Regions from separate parts of the Mus musculus genome. Here region 2 is linked to region 1. A link is a loop called in an ENCODE intact Hi-C map of the cell type or tissue named here. Cell type or tissue: heart. All regions are shown on one strand.

Region 1 (8,000 bases):
AAAGAAACGCCACGCCAGTCACTAGAGGATTCACTAACGTGCGTGCTGGACCATCAGACACGGAAAAGCTAGGGTCACCGGCGAAGGTTTCCCAAAACACAGGCGGAGTTGGGATCGCGGCGCGGAGCTCAGCCGGTGTACTTCAGCTCTCCACGTGGCATCGGCTCCTTGGGCGACTGTCGCCACGAACTCCAGTCCGCACGGTGACCTGGCGGCTTCAGAGTTCAAAGGGGAACAGAGCGCTCGAACGCCGCCGCCGCCGCCGCACCGGGGCTGCGGGTGGCCGCTCGTCGCGCTCGCTCGCTCGGGCGCGGCGGTGGCTAGGACCCGCCGCCTGGGACACTAGCTCCGACCTCGTCCGTCGGGGCGCCTGCGACGCCGCACCTGCCCGCCAGGGGGCGCGCCGAGCCCCGGCGGCGTCGGGCCAGCGCTCGCCGTCCCCGCCCCACGCCCGCGCAGGCCGCCGCTCACCTGTCTGGGCCGCGGGCCCCGGGGGCGGGGGCCCGGCGGGAGCGAAGCCGAGGGAGAGAGGGCGGAGCGGCTCTCCCGGCGCGTCATCGGAGCACCATGGCGGAGCAGGGAGCTGGCGGCGACGGCCACAGGGGCGGCGACGGCGCTACGCACAGCGACCCAGGTGACGGCGCGATCCGGACGGGAGGGGGGTCGCGGGGGTCGCGGGAGTGGGTGGGGGTCGCGATCCCCGGAGCCAGCGACCCCTCGGGGTCCGCGCTACTGTCGACCGCCGAGCGCCCGCGGGCCACAACAGGTGGAAGCAGGCCTGGGCGCGCGGGAGGGAGGTCGGGGGCGCGCGGGGTGGTCGGGGGCGCGCCGGGGAGGTCGGGGAACCGTGAGAATCTGAGCCGCCGAGCGGCTGGGGCGCGCCGGGGGCTGTCGGGGGTCCCGGGAAGAGTGAGAGTCTGAGCCTCCGAGCGGCGGGGGCGCCCAGGGCGGCCAGGGGAGCGGGGCGGACGAGCGGGGCCCGAGCCGAGGCGCCCGGCGGATGGCTGAGCGGTGAGCGGCTGACCGGCTCCGGACCTCGGCACTCGGCCTTCACTCAGAGCACGGAGCCCGACTCTTCCTGTGGCTCTAAAGCCAGAGCTGGAGCCTTGGCTCTGCCTCCGGGGCTCGCTGTTGACAATCTGCCTCCAGCACAGCCACCGGGGACACGCAGGGACATAGCTCACAGCCTCGGAAGGTCTTCGCACTCGTATCCATCTCGCCTTAACATGAAGCCAAGTCCCCCCACACCCCCTCGTGATTTTGTTCTTCGTTGTCCGGAACTGTATTGCGCATCATACCCTCCCTCTTAACCCCCTGTTCTAATCCTTGGCCAAGTAAGCCGTTCTCGTACCTTCCTACCCTTGGCGTGGGGGCGGGAGGCGCCTTGTTATTTTAAAGAAATGTTAAGTTGCAGACCCCGCAGTTGCAAGCTGTTACTGCTTCTGTACACCCACAACCAGAAGTGATTGTTTTCTAAATGCAAAACTCGCTCCACCTCCCACCCCCACCACAACATTTAGAGGGCGTGCTTATTTTTAACACGCAAGACCCGTAGAGCTTAGTGTTTTCCAGTATGTATCTGCGAATGTACCTAAACTCTAACGATTTCCACCTGAGGTTAAGATTGACAGTGTCCTGAATTTATTTCCATGTCCCGCTACATCCTGAAAGGTGGTTGATTTTTGTCTTCTGCGTTTGAAAGATCGGTGATCGTTATTTTGGTCTGGGTGTAGAGGCGATGCCTGAGTAATTGTTTAGGGAGCTTAATGAGCTGGAAGCTCTACCGGCTGCCCAGCCCAGGGCATTCTTAGTTGTGAATAAGACACAGATAAGTAACAGCTTCTGGAGGTAAAAAGTTAGTGATTTAATAGGCATTGGTTTGTCCTTGAATGCTTTGTAGATCTGCATTGGTACTTGTTCAGACATAAACGAACTTGCAACTGGAGTATATCCCGTGCCCGATCGTGTTAAGGAATGAACGATTCATGTGTCTTAACTGGATGCAAAATCAACCATGTGTTCTTAAGTCTTCTTAAATTTTATATTTATTTACTTTGTTGTGTGTGTGTGTGTGTGTATGGGTGTGTGTGTGTGCGTTGTATGCGTGTGGGAGATCAGAAGGTAACTTGTTAAGAGTGGATTCTCAGACCGAAACTTAGGTTTGGCAACAAGTGCCTTTACCTAAACATTAACTCATCCACCAGCCTGAAATACGCTCTTCATTAATAGTAGAATTTATTGGCTATTACATTTCCTCCACATCTTTGCCTTGAAATTTAAAGTTCAAATAAACATGTTTCATATATGACCAACACATAAATACATAGGTGTGTGTATATTATATATTTCTGGTCATGTATTTTCCCCCATTTTTCTATTTTTGCTTTTAGTATTCAACAACACCTGTGCCGGTGGATGCTAAAGAAAGGAAATGTAAAGTGTGCTTTTGGTTTAGTTTGGTTTTTTTGAGACAGTCTCCATATTTAGGTACATACTAGGCTTTAACTCTGATTTATCCCAGACTTCACCTCAAACTCAAAATTCTTCTACCTCTAGTGGAAATACCAGTAGAGTAAGCCATTATGCTTGGCTCTTAGCATATTTTAACTACATTTATTTTGTGTATTTGTGTGGGGGGAGCTGGAGAACAACCTGTGGGAATCGGTTCTCTTTACGCTGTGTAGGTCCTAGTGACTGGCCTCGGGTCCGCAGACCTCTTTACCTGCAGGCTTCTTAACCTTCAGAGCTGTCTCCCTGACTTGGAAATGTATTGTTTAAAATCCAGGCGACCCTATTTTGAGAGAACACAGGTTGTTTGAATGTTGACAACTTATGCTCTATACGTGTAAAACCTGTGACTTTTATCTGAATGTAGAACTTCAGTTTTATACTCACATTTCACATTATACACATTCAAACACTCCAATTTATTTTTTAAAGATTTATTTATTTATTTATGTTTATTCATATGAGTACACTGCAGCTGTCTTCAGACACACCAGAAGAGGGCATCAGATCCCATTACAGATGGTTGTGAGCCACCATGTGGTTGCTGGGAATTGAACTCAGGACCTCTGGAAGAGCAGTCAGTGCTCTTAAATGCTATGCCATCTCTCCGGCCCCCCAATTTATTATTTTTAAATCATAGGTTTATATGGAATTTATTGAATGAGAGGGGTACCTAAGCCTGTGTTTTATTGCCACCAAGAAGTAAGAGTTACCACCTCAAAATGCCACTTTTTTTTTCCTTTGTCTTTTTTGCTTGAGATGGGGATCTTGCCATGTATTCCTGGAGTCCTCCTGCCGAGCTCGCCACCTCAGCCTCCTAAGTCCCAGATTCCCTGTGTGTCCTCTTTCTCAGCCACAAACAGCAACTTCTTTCCTGACGCATTCCCTTTGTATTCCTTTTGTATATAATTACTTTGAGGTAGAATCCAACCTTGAGTGGTTCTTAAATTATGTCCTTGTGCTAAGGCTGTATTTCAAGACTTGAGGTTAAAATCTCGGGTTATTACAGAAACAATACCTGTGATATGTTCAAGATTAAAGGCCTATGTTTGTGTATGTATAGGACTCAAATAGAGTGAACTTTGGCAGCATAGTATGTATTTAAAGGGTACTATATCAATGCAACATTCAGAAAACAGTTCTGCAGATATGTTTAGCTTTTGCTCAAGGGTTGTGATGATGTTATAATTTTTACAATTATATTATTTTTTAAAAAGTCATTTTTCTTGAGGTAGAACCATTCTCTTGGTTTACGGGGGTATTTTCCTTGTCCATAGTCAAAGGGAAGCAAGAACTAGAAAATGCTGTTGTCTTAGAAACAGATTTGTGTTTCACCACTAGAGGATGTCAAGTCCTTTTTATTAGAATATTATTTTGAGCAAATTCCTAGGTCATCACATCACAAAACTAGGAGCTGGAATTCTGTGTGTCACCTAGTATGATTCCAAGCTATGGAAATCAGCTACACAGAGCAAATCCCATTTGCCAACCTCCTTTAAAAAGACCACAGAGCTAAAGTTTCATGCTGCTTTTGATTAATCTGTGATGCCCAAAGTCTGATGTGCAAGGAATAAATTAATGCCCATATGTTTTGGTGAGATCTGTTGCCATTCTATTGGAAGATATTACTTACAACCTAGAATGGAGTTTGTTTGTTGTTGTTGTTTTTAAAAATCAGGATTCTTGGTGGAAAGACTTAGACTCCCCCCCTCCCCCTTTTTTTTAACATTTATTTATTTTATGTATATGAGTACACTGTCACTGTCTTCAGATATACCAGAAGAGGCCATCAGATCCTATTACAGATGGTTGTGAGCCACCATGTGGGTGCTGGGAATTGGAACTTGGGACCTCTAGAAGAGCAGTCACTGCTCTTAACCACTGAGCCATCTCTCCAGCCCAGACTTAGACTTTCTTACTGTGGTCATGTATCTTGTATGAAATTTTCCAGAGTAAAAAGTGATCTTTATTTAAGCCAGAAGGGCCTCTGTTGTCCCCAAATAAGCATAGAAAGTAGACACTCAGGTTGTGCTTATGCTGTGACGTAAGCCCCTCCCTATTGAAATTCAGATCCTAGAAGCTAGAATTGCTGCTGCTTCAGGGGGCAAACTTCACATCTCGCTAAGTCAGTGGTTCTCTCCTGAGAACCACTGGTAAGTTGAAGAGAAGTCAGCTGTTGTCATAGCTTAGGTATGTGTGTGAAACGCAAATTTACACTGGCATGGTCTCTAAAGAATTCACACACTTGTGTCATGATACCTGAAAACAAATTATTCGAAGAGCTTTAAAAAACATACTCAAGTCTTGTTAGTACAAGAACTAAAGACATCGAGGCTTAGACTAATTTAACCAAGAATGTGTACTTTCCATGGGTTATTAAAATGACGGAGTTTGGAAGGTTGATGAATATGATCTTTGAGTTTAGTAAGGAAATCCACAGGCCAATGTGTACGGGTCGTGAGGGTTCAGTGGAGGAAGGATGGACCACTCTGGCTGTGGTCATCCCGGAGCACCTGCTGCAGCTAGCACTTAACCGCCAAACAACAGGGAGTGATGTGTGGTCAGAGGGAGGAGGAGGGGAAATAAAGGCATACAGGAGAGGAGCTAAAGTTTCTTGACAGGACAAATGTGAAAGGCTCAAAGTGAGTGTTCAGGGAAATCAGTTAGGCATGATGGATATGTTGAGGCCAAAGGTCAAGCCAAGAGGCTAGAACAGTATTGTTGGAGCAGGAAGGCTTGTCTTGATAAAGCTTTGTTAATCAGAATTAAAGAGCTGGGTTGCACAATTAGCACAAACACACCCTCTCCTAGGGAGGTCCTTTTCCTCCTACCCTGCCCATTTGGGACAGCTGTGCTTGAGTTCGGGAGGTGCCGGTTTGCTCTGGAACCTGGAAGGAGAGCTTCTTTTCAGAGCAGCTGTGTAGACCAGATGGAGGAAGAAAGGAGAGAGAGTTTGGTCTCCAGACTTAACTCTGAGGTCCCTGGATAGAGCTAGGTAGGCACTGGCCTGTCAGTGGGTATAAAAAAAGGAGGCCGGTTTGGGACTCTGAGATGTCAGAGGATCACAGGTAAAAAGAAGACACAAGGCGATCCACTTTTAATTGGTTCATTAGTTTAAGCTTGACCCGAACATATTAGTGAGTACAACTGAGTAAAAGAAAAGGTGGAAAAGTGTCAGTAGTGATGCCAGATAGTTAACTGGTGAACCTGCAGGAACAGACACGAGGTCAGGTCTGAAGGCCACTCCAGGAAAGATCAGAAAGAAAAACTGCAGACAGGATAGACAACCATTCAAAATGGAGGAGGGACAGACAGCCAAGTCAGAGAAGTGAGAGATGCCCAAGAGGGACAAAAAGGTCAAACATTCCAAAACTGAAATGATATTTTAAAGCCATTACTTTGGATTGAGGTTTCCACTGGTTTCTCCTAGCAGAGGAATTTCAGTTGGTCCAAGAGTTGGGGGCACATCCTTTATAATAATGATTAATAGATTGAGCATTGGAAAGATGAGATAGCCCAGTAGACCGTTCCATAAAAGTTGCCAGAAAAAAAAAATCAATACATTAGAAATTCTCGAATAAGTAGAGGTGGGTTTTTTGTTTTTGGTTTTTTTGTTTTTTGTTTTGTTTTGTTTTGTTTTTTCTGAGACAGGGTTTCTCTGTATAGCCCTGGCTGTCCTGGAACTCACTTTGTAGACCAGGCTGGCCTCGAACTCAGAAATCTGCCTGCCTCTGCCTCCCGAGTGTTGGGATTTAAGGCATGCCCGGCTAGTAAAGGAGTTTTTAATTGTTTTTTAAATGTGTTGTTTCAGTAGACTGTCAACGTAGCTATAGATGTATAACCATCACTGTCGATAGGGCTTAGAGTCTTGTCTTCCAGAGCTCCCTCTGGCTCATTTCCCACCCACTGATCTATTTTCCATCTTTGCTTTGACTTTTCCCAGAGTCTTAAGTGGAAGCATACCATGTAACCTTTGCAGGGGTGCCGCCCCCCGCCCCCACAGCCTAATGTATTTGAGATCTGAGCACACCGTGATGTGCATTGGTAGTTCCCTGCCCTAGCACCTAGTGCTTCCCTGTCCCCAACTTAAGGACGTCCAGTCACTCCTAGGTTTGGGTAGGAGAAACAACTGTTGCAAATATTCGTATGTTGGTTTTTACGTCACTGGTTTCATTTATGGCAGATACTTACATTGTTGTCTCCAATGTGATTGTGTAAGACGTTGCCACTTCTAGGGTGGCTGTACACCTTTTTCTGTGAGCGTCCTGTGAGATTGTTCTGCATCCTTTTCGGCCCTTGTATATTTTGTTGATTTGATGGTTTTCATTTTAGTCACTCCACTAAGTTTTTTAAGTAAGCTGTAATTGCTTCAAAGTGAGATATTTTTTGCTTGATGCTAATGCAGTCTCTGAAATGAGGTCATGTTGAGCCCAGAACCCAGGGTTCTGTTTGGTGGCTTGCTGTTCTGTGATTCTGGGAACTGAGCTCAGGGCCAGGTCCATATCAGACAAGTTCTTGATCACCAGCTATATTCCCAGCTCTAGAGTCTGTCTGACGCCCATCTTGGCTTCATCTCCTTTTCTCTTATCCCCAAGGCCTTTCTTCCTTCCTGTGCAGCCTGTGCTCTGAGATTGTGAGCCGACGCACTTTCACACAGAGGACCCGTGCCAGTGCCCTTCTCTCTCCTCTCCGGGGCATCTGTACTCTCATCCCTAGACCTGACAAGGAGCTTTTGTATTAGAATATTGTAAATAGCCTGGCGTGGTGATGCTGGCCTGCAGGGCGGGCTCCCCTCATGGTCTCCATGAGTCTACATAGTAAGTACCAGGCCAGCTAGTGAGACCCTGGATCTAGAAAAATGAAAAGAAAGCAAGCTGGGAATACTGGTTGTATATCTTGTCTTGTGATCCCATTTCTTGGGACTCACTCTGTTATCAAGATGAATGCTTTGTGTTAATCTCCAGTTTGTGAAATGCTCTCAGTGCCTGTAGTCTGTCGCTGAACTCTTTATCTCTGTCAGGGACCAGGTCTTCGTGCTTGTTGCAGTGAGACTTGTTCTCCAGTTTAAGGCTCTACTCCCCAGCAATGTGCCTCCTACCGCCTTACTATTATAAATTACTATTTATAATTTTCCTTATAATGTTTAGTTGTTTGCAATGTAAATTAAATGACATTTCACTGCTTTTTCCTGTTAAGGATTATTCTCTTTAATATGTATTTAAATTCAGAACTAGTTGAAAAATTAGATTTTTTAATTAGGTGTTACTTCAAGTTTTACTTTTTCATTATTTCTTGTTTATGTGTATGTTTGAGAGTATAGCGTGTATAATTCGGGCATATATATGAGTGTGTAAGGTTTATACACCTGTGCGTGTTAATGTGGCTGGACTGCTTCATCACTCTATGCCTATTCCTGAGACAGAAACTCATTGATTAAGGAGGCAAGCCTCGCCCCCAGTCCTTCTGTCTCCACCTCACAGCTCTGGAATAAT
Region 2 (8,000 bases), 160 kb after region 1:
TTATAGGTCATAAAACATTACTGCAGCATTCATTTGTGTATTAGTAAGGTTGGCAACTTTACAATCTATATTTCTTCTTGGAAAATTTTCTATTTTTAGGAAATGTCCAACTTTCCATTTGGATCTTTCCACGTATGACAATTTATGGTGGCATTTCAGGTTTTGAAAAATCAAATAAAATGAATATCTATTAAACAAGAACCTTGAAGCTTGGTTTAAAAAACATCACATATAAAATAAATCTAGTTCATCTTTTATTTCTTTAAGAAATTATTCACATACATTTGCCTAAGTGTATGGAGTGGTTATATGCTACAACTCCCTGTAGACAGGGTCAGAGGACAACCTTTAGGAATCTGTTCTGTCCTTCTGCTGTGAAGTTTTCAACAGGGAAGACTGCTTGGACATGGTTTTAAGGCAATGGAAAGTATATTAGCTGTCTGAGTGTTCCAGATCCGAGTGTGTAGTCCTTGGCTTTATCAGGGTGAGAGGCACAAAAACCGTGTTCTGGGTTGACAGACTTCATTTAAGAAAAGCAGTTAACTAGATGTGGACTACAGATGCCCAAACACAAGCTTCTTCGCACACATACACTTCCCCAGAGCTATAGACCTCGATGAATTAGGTCTTTGTTTCCTTTTGGCAGATAGGACTGCCTACATGCTGAGTTTTACAGCCTGAATAGTACTTCTGCCATGGAGGGAGTTGTCTTGGGCCCTACTACACTTCTACCATAAAGGTCCCAGGGATTGAACTCAGGTTGTATTGGGCTTGGGAGCGGTTCCTTGACCGTCTGAGCTCCTTACAGAGGCTCAACCTGTTTGTTAGACATCCACTTATTTATTTGTTCCCATGTCTTCCTTCTTTGGTAACACATTGATTTATTTGAGGTCAAAGTTAGGTTAGGAAGGTGTACTTCTGTGGCTGAACAATTGTGTAGCGCGTACCAGGCAGGTTCTGCGGGTTCAGTGCCCAGCACAGGGGATCTAATGAGCGAAAAATTATATTGCCTTAGATGAAAAGATAACTTTCCAACATATACTAGAATTGCACAGGACTTAATAGCTTCAAAGTGATTAGATTTTGGTATTTTGAATAGATTAAGAGCTATTGGCCCCTGCTGTCTCATTAATATAAAATAGCACAGTTGTGCTGTCTTTGTGCTTCATGTAAATACAGCTCACCTACTTGACAAGTATTTTCTGAGCTCCTACTTTATGCTTTAGACCTATCAGGGTCCCGCATATAGCGCAGATCATAGCTTCCACCATGGTAGTGGGAGCTGGGTGCGGAGCAATTGCCCAATTAAAATACAATCAAAATCAGGATTCATTGGTCAGTCAGGTACTTCCTCCACTGTGGAGTGGATTGTGAGGACAGGCTGCCCTGAACAAGGTTAAAGATCAGAATCAAACTCTAATGCTGAACTTAACTGACAGGCTGCCAATTACAGCTTTGAAATCCTTCAAGGAATTTAACGTTGTCCTAAAATATCACACCGTAATAACGGCTTTAGTCCCTTGAGTGGTCCTGCTTTGGTAAGAACAGCAGGTAAATATGTCTGCAACTTGCTTCAATTCAATCCTGGCTTCTTCGTTTATAATCTGATTCTGGCAGATCCAGTTAGGGCGTGAGGTTTCCGGATCCGTACAAAACTCTGAGAAAGCCTCAGGGGCCAGGCTCCGGCGCCCGGGAAGTTAAGAGCCATTCCGTGACGCAGTCGCCCAGCCGATCCAAGTCTCACGATCGGCCCGGGAGGGGGCGGGGGGCGAGTTCACCCGAAGCCACTCGGCAGAGACTGCCTTGTAACTGTCATGTTAGGCGTCCGAGGGACGGCGCTTCCGGGCAGACGCAGCCCTGCGTCGTCGGTTTTCCGGCCTTTTCCTCAGTGAGAGAGCTTCTGGCGTGCTCTGGGTCGCCGCCTCAGAAGGAGCCAGGCTCGCTAACAGCGGCTCGGAAGTCAGGGGACATCAGTCTCGACTGTTCTTCGAACAAAGCCGAGCCGCCTGCGGAGAAGCCAGCCAGCCCTTCAGGGCCCGCCCCACCCTTGTCCCACCCCCTGTCGGCTACACCTCGCGAGACCGGGCAACGAGACTTCCCAGAAAGCCTTGGGCTACACTCAACCGCGGTTCGCCAGTCGCGCCTGGGCGGGACGGTGGGAGGGGCCTGCCTAGCGATTTAGCGGCCTGGAAGGCCACGCCCCAAGTCGGAAGTGACGGAGCCGAGCTAGCGCGACGAGGCCGCCTCTATGGTCTTCCTCTCCTTCTGGAGTCGGGAAATGGCCGCTGTGTAGTTAGCACGGAGGTAAACCCTGCACGCACATCGTGCTTCGGCGTGTCAGGTAGGCCTCGCGCCGCATTCGAGTCACTCAAAGGAGAAAGCCGAGGCGACAGGGCGGTTGGGTATCGACAACTCTGACGCGTGGTGACGGGTCGGCGGCGGGAACGGGGACCCCGAGCCGTTACTCGTGCGTTTTCCTCCTCGCTCCCTCGGGTCTGGAAGGCGCCGCGGGCCGCCGGGGTGGGGGGATGGGGGAGCTGCGCCACCAGCGGGCCGGGCTGCGAACCTGGCTCGGGGCCGGAGCCCGGGAGGCCTCGGCGTGCGCGTGCGCAAACCGCTCGCCGACCCTTCCCCCACGGCCTCGGCTGGGACTCCTGCGCGCGCCCGGCCCAGGGCTCTGCGCACGCGTGCTTTTTTCCCCTTTCTTCCCTGCCCATGGCAACGCCGCCGCGTGTGTTAGTTTCCGAGCCTTGCTTGTTGTTGGCCTTGGGGGAGGCGTCTTCCTTCCTGGTCCTAGCCTTTGGGACTCGGAGGAGATAACGGCGAGCTGCGACAAAGTTAAGCAACGGAATCAGCCACGTCGTGCGTGGCGGTTAAGCCGCCTCCCTCGCCTCTATGGGGTACATATGTCGGTTTAGGCCAGGCTTAATCAGATGAAGGCTTTCGATCTGTTTGTAGCAGACACCTGGGTGTTGGCGCCAAAGTTTTTCGTTTTGGCTCCCTACCAACTCACTGTTGTAGCCGATCAGTAGGTGCGTAGTTCCAGTTTCTAGCGGGATGCGACTAAGAGAGGGGCCCTTTCTCAGTAATCCAAGCGCTGACATACCTTTTTTTTTTTTTTTTTTTCTTGTTTTTCCAGACAGGGTTTCTCTGTGTAGCCCTGGCTGTCCTGGAACTCACTCTGTAGACCAGGCTGGCCTCGAACAGAAATCCGCCTGCCTCTGCCTCCCAAGTGTTGGGATTAAAGGCGTGCGCCACCACCGCCCCGGCTACCTTTTTTGGTAAGAGTTAGCACACTTTAGAAATTGAGGATATTGGCAGCGGTGATTGGGGGGATAAATGGGTGAAGGAAGAAGGTTATAGTTCTGTCACTCAGTGCTGGCCTTGAACTCCCAGTTAATCTCCTGCCTTAGCTTCGGGAGTGGTGGGATAATAGTATTTTTTTTTCGTCACTTCTTCGTCACCCCAGCTGAGTTTTAAGATTTGTTTTCTTGGTCTGGGGAGTGACCAGAATATTGGATTTCTGTACCCTAGACGATCTTCTTGGGTCCAAGTGGCTTCGAACTACGGGTTCTCCATGTATATATGTGTTTGGGTTATAGATGTGCAAATTCATACCCAACATATTTTAAGTTTATCTAGTTAAAGTGAGGACCTGTACTTTCTACCTTTAAATTTAAAGTTTTCTATTAGAATTGAAAAGGAGAAAAATTGAAAGGGAAAAAAAACCTGTTAGTCACTTCAGACTCACATCCTGTTGGTACAGCATATATATTTTTGTATTAAAAGGGAATCGTAGAACAAAATGTCTTGTCCTCACTATGAGCTTGTATTCTAGATTAGCCCTAACTGGGATAGTTGGTACTGTTACGCAATAAAGGACCTTTAAAGACTTACCAGTTTGCATTTTTTGTGTGATTCTAACCAAATTCAGGGTAGTGTGCTGGGAAGGATGTCTCTAAAGTCGTTTTTAGTAAACAGCTGAGATTTCCAGTGTTGGAATAACAGGCTCCAGCCACCATACATACCCAGTGTATGTGGTGCTGAGAATCAAACCCGGGGCTTTGTGTGTGCTGAAAAGCTCTGTCAGCTAAGCATATCCCCTGTCCTAGAGTTGACTTTTGTCTTAGAAAGCAGAAGTTAATTTTAGGACTTGAAAGCCGATCTGGAAAAAGCACTGCTTTTTAGGCTAGTATCTAGTTGAATTTATTGAAAAACTTATTGTGGGGAGCAAGCAAACTAAGCTGCATTAGATTATCTGTGATGTAAAATAAGTGGAGAAAGCTTTTTCCAGTTGTTTATATAGATCTTTTGATTGGTAATTCCCAGGAACTGTATTTGAAATCATTGATGGAATACTATCCACTATCTGAAATCTGCTGTGTAATTTTTATGATTGGTTAATGAGAGAATCTAGAAGACCAGTATATCTCTGGGTAGCAATTGTACTGGTTAATAAGAGAATCTAGAAGATCATTGTATCTCTGAGTAGTAATTGTAAGTGGTTGTGGTTGGAGGATATGGGTTTGTGTGTTGCTGGTTCTAGCTTCTTAAACAATCTTAAAAACACTGAGTATTTGAGTTATAGGCATTTAATATTTTTGATTCAACATTGAAAATAAGTCTGTGAACTTTATAAGTAATAATATTGATCTTACTTAATGTCTTAGGACTTTTTTTTATAGATTTATTTATTTATTATTCAGATGCACCAGAAGAGGGCGCCAGGTCTCATTAAGGATGGCTGTGAGCCACCATGTGGTTGCTGGGAATTGAACTCAGGATCTTTGGAAGAGCAGTCAGTGCTCCTAACTGCTGAGCCATCTCTAGCCCGACTTTTTTTTTTTTTTTTAAGGCTCATTTTATGTATATTAGTACACTGTAGCTGTCTTCAGACACACCAAAAGAGGGCATGAGATCTCATTACAGATGTTGGAAATTGAACTCGGGACCTCTGGAAGAGCAGTCAGTGCTTTTTTTTTTTTTGGTTTTTCGAGACAGGGTTTCTCTGTATAGTTCTGGCTGTCCTGGAACTCACTTTGTAGACTAGGCTGGCCTCGAACTCAGAAGTCCGCCTGCCTCTGCCTCCCGAGTGCTGGGATTAAAGGTGTGCGCCACCACGCCCGGCCTCAGTCAGTGCTCTTAACTGTCGAACCAGCTCTCCAGCCCAGTTTAGGGCTTTCTAACACCAATTTACTTAATTCATTATTTCTCTATTTTTGTAGATGGAACCCCCAAAAGGTGTAAAACTTAAGACTACATAAGCCAGGAGTGGCACAGCTTGGTTTAGAATGTGCCGTGGTTCTTAGTTCAGTCTTTAAAAAAAAAAACCAAACAAACAAAAAAAAAAAAGACCAGGGTGATAAGTAGCTGGACCAAACTAAAAGTGTGTGACTAATCTATTTTGCTTTTTATTATGGAAGGCTTTTGGTACAAAAGTAAAACAGCCGGGTATATTCGCTCAAGCCTATAATCCCAGCACTCAGAGGCAGGCTGGAGGGTCTTTGAGTTTGAAGCCAGCCTGTCCATAGAGTGAATTCCAGGACAGCCAGGGGTGTATAGAGAAACCCTGTTTCAAAAAACCAAATAAATCAACAGCTAAGATAATTAAGTGGATTTCCATATTCTGCTTATTTTCAGAATTTTGTATTTTGTTTGTTTATTCTGTGATACATTTTATTTTATTTTATTTTTTTATTTTTTTATTTTTTTTTAGATTTATTTATTTATTATATGTAAGTACACTGTAGCTGTCTTCAGACACTCCAGAAGAGGGAGTCAGATCTCGTTAGGGATGGTTGTGAGCCACCATGTGGTTGCTGGGATTTCTTCGGAAGAGCAGTCGGGTGCTCTTACCCACTGAGCCACTGTGATACATTTTAAATCAAACTTGCAAACATTTTATTAAACATCCCTGGAATGACTTTTATAGAATACTTGTTAATACTATATTGAAAACATAGGAAAAAGCTTAAATAGACAAGTTTTTGAAATAAATTATGGGTAGCCTGTAGAAACCCTATAAAAAGGCTAACCAGAAATTATAACTAATGGCAGAGCACACACCATGTGCCGGGTTAGCCTTTTCTATTTATTATTTAACCATAAACTTGCAAATACCTTATTTTATACAAAGATTGAAAGAGATCAAGATACCAAATGTTGAGCTGTCATTTAATGAGTGAGTATTAGCTACGGTGTATTTTTCTATTTTAAAAGATGTGATGGCAGTAATTTGCTTTAAGTTTGGGTGCTAATATTGCTAAATGAAGACTTATGTTTGAAATTGTAAGCAGCTTTGTGTTAGTTTTTTGTTTTTGTTTGTTGTTTTGTTTTTGTTTTTAAAATTTTGTTTTTGAGGAAGCTCTAACTTGATTAGCCTTAACTGAGAGCCTTCTCTATAGACTGAACTTAACTGAGAGCCTTCGCTATGGACTGAACTGTTCTTGAACTTGTTGGGATACTCTTGTCTCTGCCTTTTGAGTCCTAGGACAAGAGACTGGATTTATAGATGGGATACATACAATGCCTTTACAACAATTTTTTTTTCTTTTTAACTTTTTGAGGTAGCCCAGGCTTTGGAAGTATTTGTCACCACGCTTGAAGTCACTTGTTTTCTGGCCACTTTTACACATTATTCCAAAAAAGGTTCTAAGATATTTATGGATTCATTCATTCATTCATTTGGCTTTTTGAGGCAGGGTTTCTCTGTGTAGCCGTGGTTGTCCTGGAACTCACTCTGTAGATCAGGCTGGCCTCGAATTCAGAAATCCACCTGCCTCTGCCTCCCAAGTGCTGGGATTGAAGGCGTGCGCCACCACCTCCTGGCCTTGGCCTGTTTCTTAGATGGTTAATCAGATTCTTGTGTAAGACTTTGTTACTGTGCTTGCAGTTGAAGGAATTCTTAAAAGTTGGTTTTAGATAAAAGGAAGTTTTAAGGAAATGAACAGAGTATTAAGCTGTTGTAGGTGTTAGAAAATACAGCATTATTACATACATTATTATTTACAGCATTATTACATATAGCTGCAGGCTGTAATGACATTTGTTCTGTAAAGGTCAGGTGACTGTAGTTAAAATTCAGGTATCAGTTACATGATACTCTGCTGTGTTGTAAGTAGACAGTTTTTTTTTCCTTTTTTTGACAGTTGTGTTTGTGGGATCTCTTGTAGCCTAGGAGCTCCAAACTCACTGTATAACTGAGGATGAACTTAGACTGAATCTCTGCCTTTTTGCCCTAATTTGTGGATTATAGGTATTATTGTTGGTTTAATTATTTTATTTTATGTTTGTCTGCATGTAGGTCTGTACCAGGTTCCTGCTTGTTGCTTTTGGAGGTCTGAAGAGGGTGTCAGATCCCTTGGAACTGGAGATAGCGGCGGGTGGGGGAGGGGCGTGAATGACCATTTGGGTTCTGAGAATTGAACGGTCATAGCAGAGAATAGCAGCTAGTGCACGATGAGCCATATCTCTGTCCTCTTTTGTCACATAGGCTGTTGCTATATCATAGCTCAGGCTAAACTCAATCACCATTCTCCTGTTCAGCTTGGCAAGTGCTAGGATTGTTTGCCACCATGGTCTCCTTAGTTAAATTATGATCAAACGCTTATTGCTACCCAAGTCAGGCAAGGTACATGCCGATAATTTCAGTACTGGAGTATGCCTAATATGTGTATTATAACCAATGCATATCTGGTTTACCATAAACTCAAACTTCTCTTTTTTTTATTTAATTTTTGCTTAGGTATTTGAATTTAGAGTTTAGTTTCCCATAACATTTTCTACAAGAAGAATCTTGGTAGTGTCTCAAAGACATCACTGACTTCTGGATCCTGCAGAAAGCCCAAGGTAAAAGACATTTATGTTCTCTAGGTTTTACTTGTGACTAAGTTGAGAAACTTGACGGTCAACCTGAATCAGATGAAGTGATTAAGAGGGTTAGAAACTGGCCATGGAGGTGGCTCAAGAAGTAGGGTTCTTGCCTAATGAGCACAAGGCCC

The links. Peaks named below come from ENCODE experiments on the same cell type or tissue, not always from the same donor. Only the 100,000 strongest peaks of a DNase experiment are listed, where the experiment ranks them.
Region 2: it touches region 1 in a loop (2.4-fold over the local background); 2 of 42 quality-filtered maps call a loop at or near these places.

Annotation. Positions count from the first base shown.
Region 1 is chr10:20,148,447-20,156,446 of GRCm38, forward strand. It overlaps a transcript of Map7 not described here. Among named protein-coding and RNA genes, the nearest start is that of Map7, 19 kb to the right of the region's middle. In heart, CTCF peaks have their summits at 347 (motif pointing right) and 3,842; DNase peaks (open chromatin) are centred at 615 and 915; H3K4me3 peaks cover 2,128 bases; H3K27ac peaks cover 1,386 bases; H3K27me3 peaks cover 639 bases.
Region 2 is chr10:20,310,264-20,318,263 of GRCm38, forward strand. Bclaf1 (BCL2-associated transcription factor 1) reads left to right here and starts at 2,206. Exons shown (of 13, transcript NM_001025392.1): 1 at 2,206-2,341; 2 at 7,745-7,848. In heart, CTCF peaks have their summits at 4,705 (motif pointing right) and 5,814 (motif pointing right); DNase peaks (open chromatin) are centred at 1,778, 2,128 and 2,718; H3K4me3 peaks cover 3,242 bases; H3K27ac peaks cover 2,859 bases.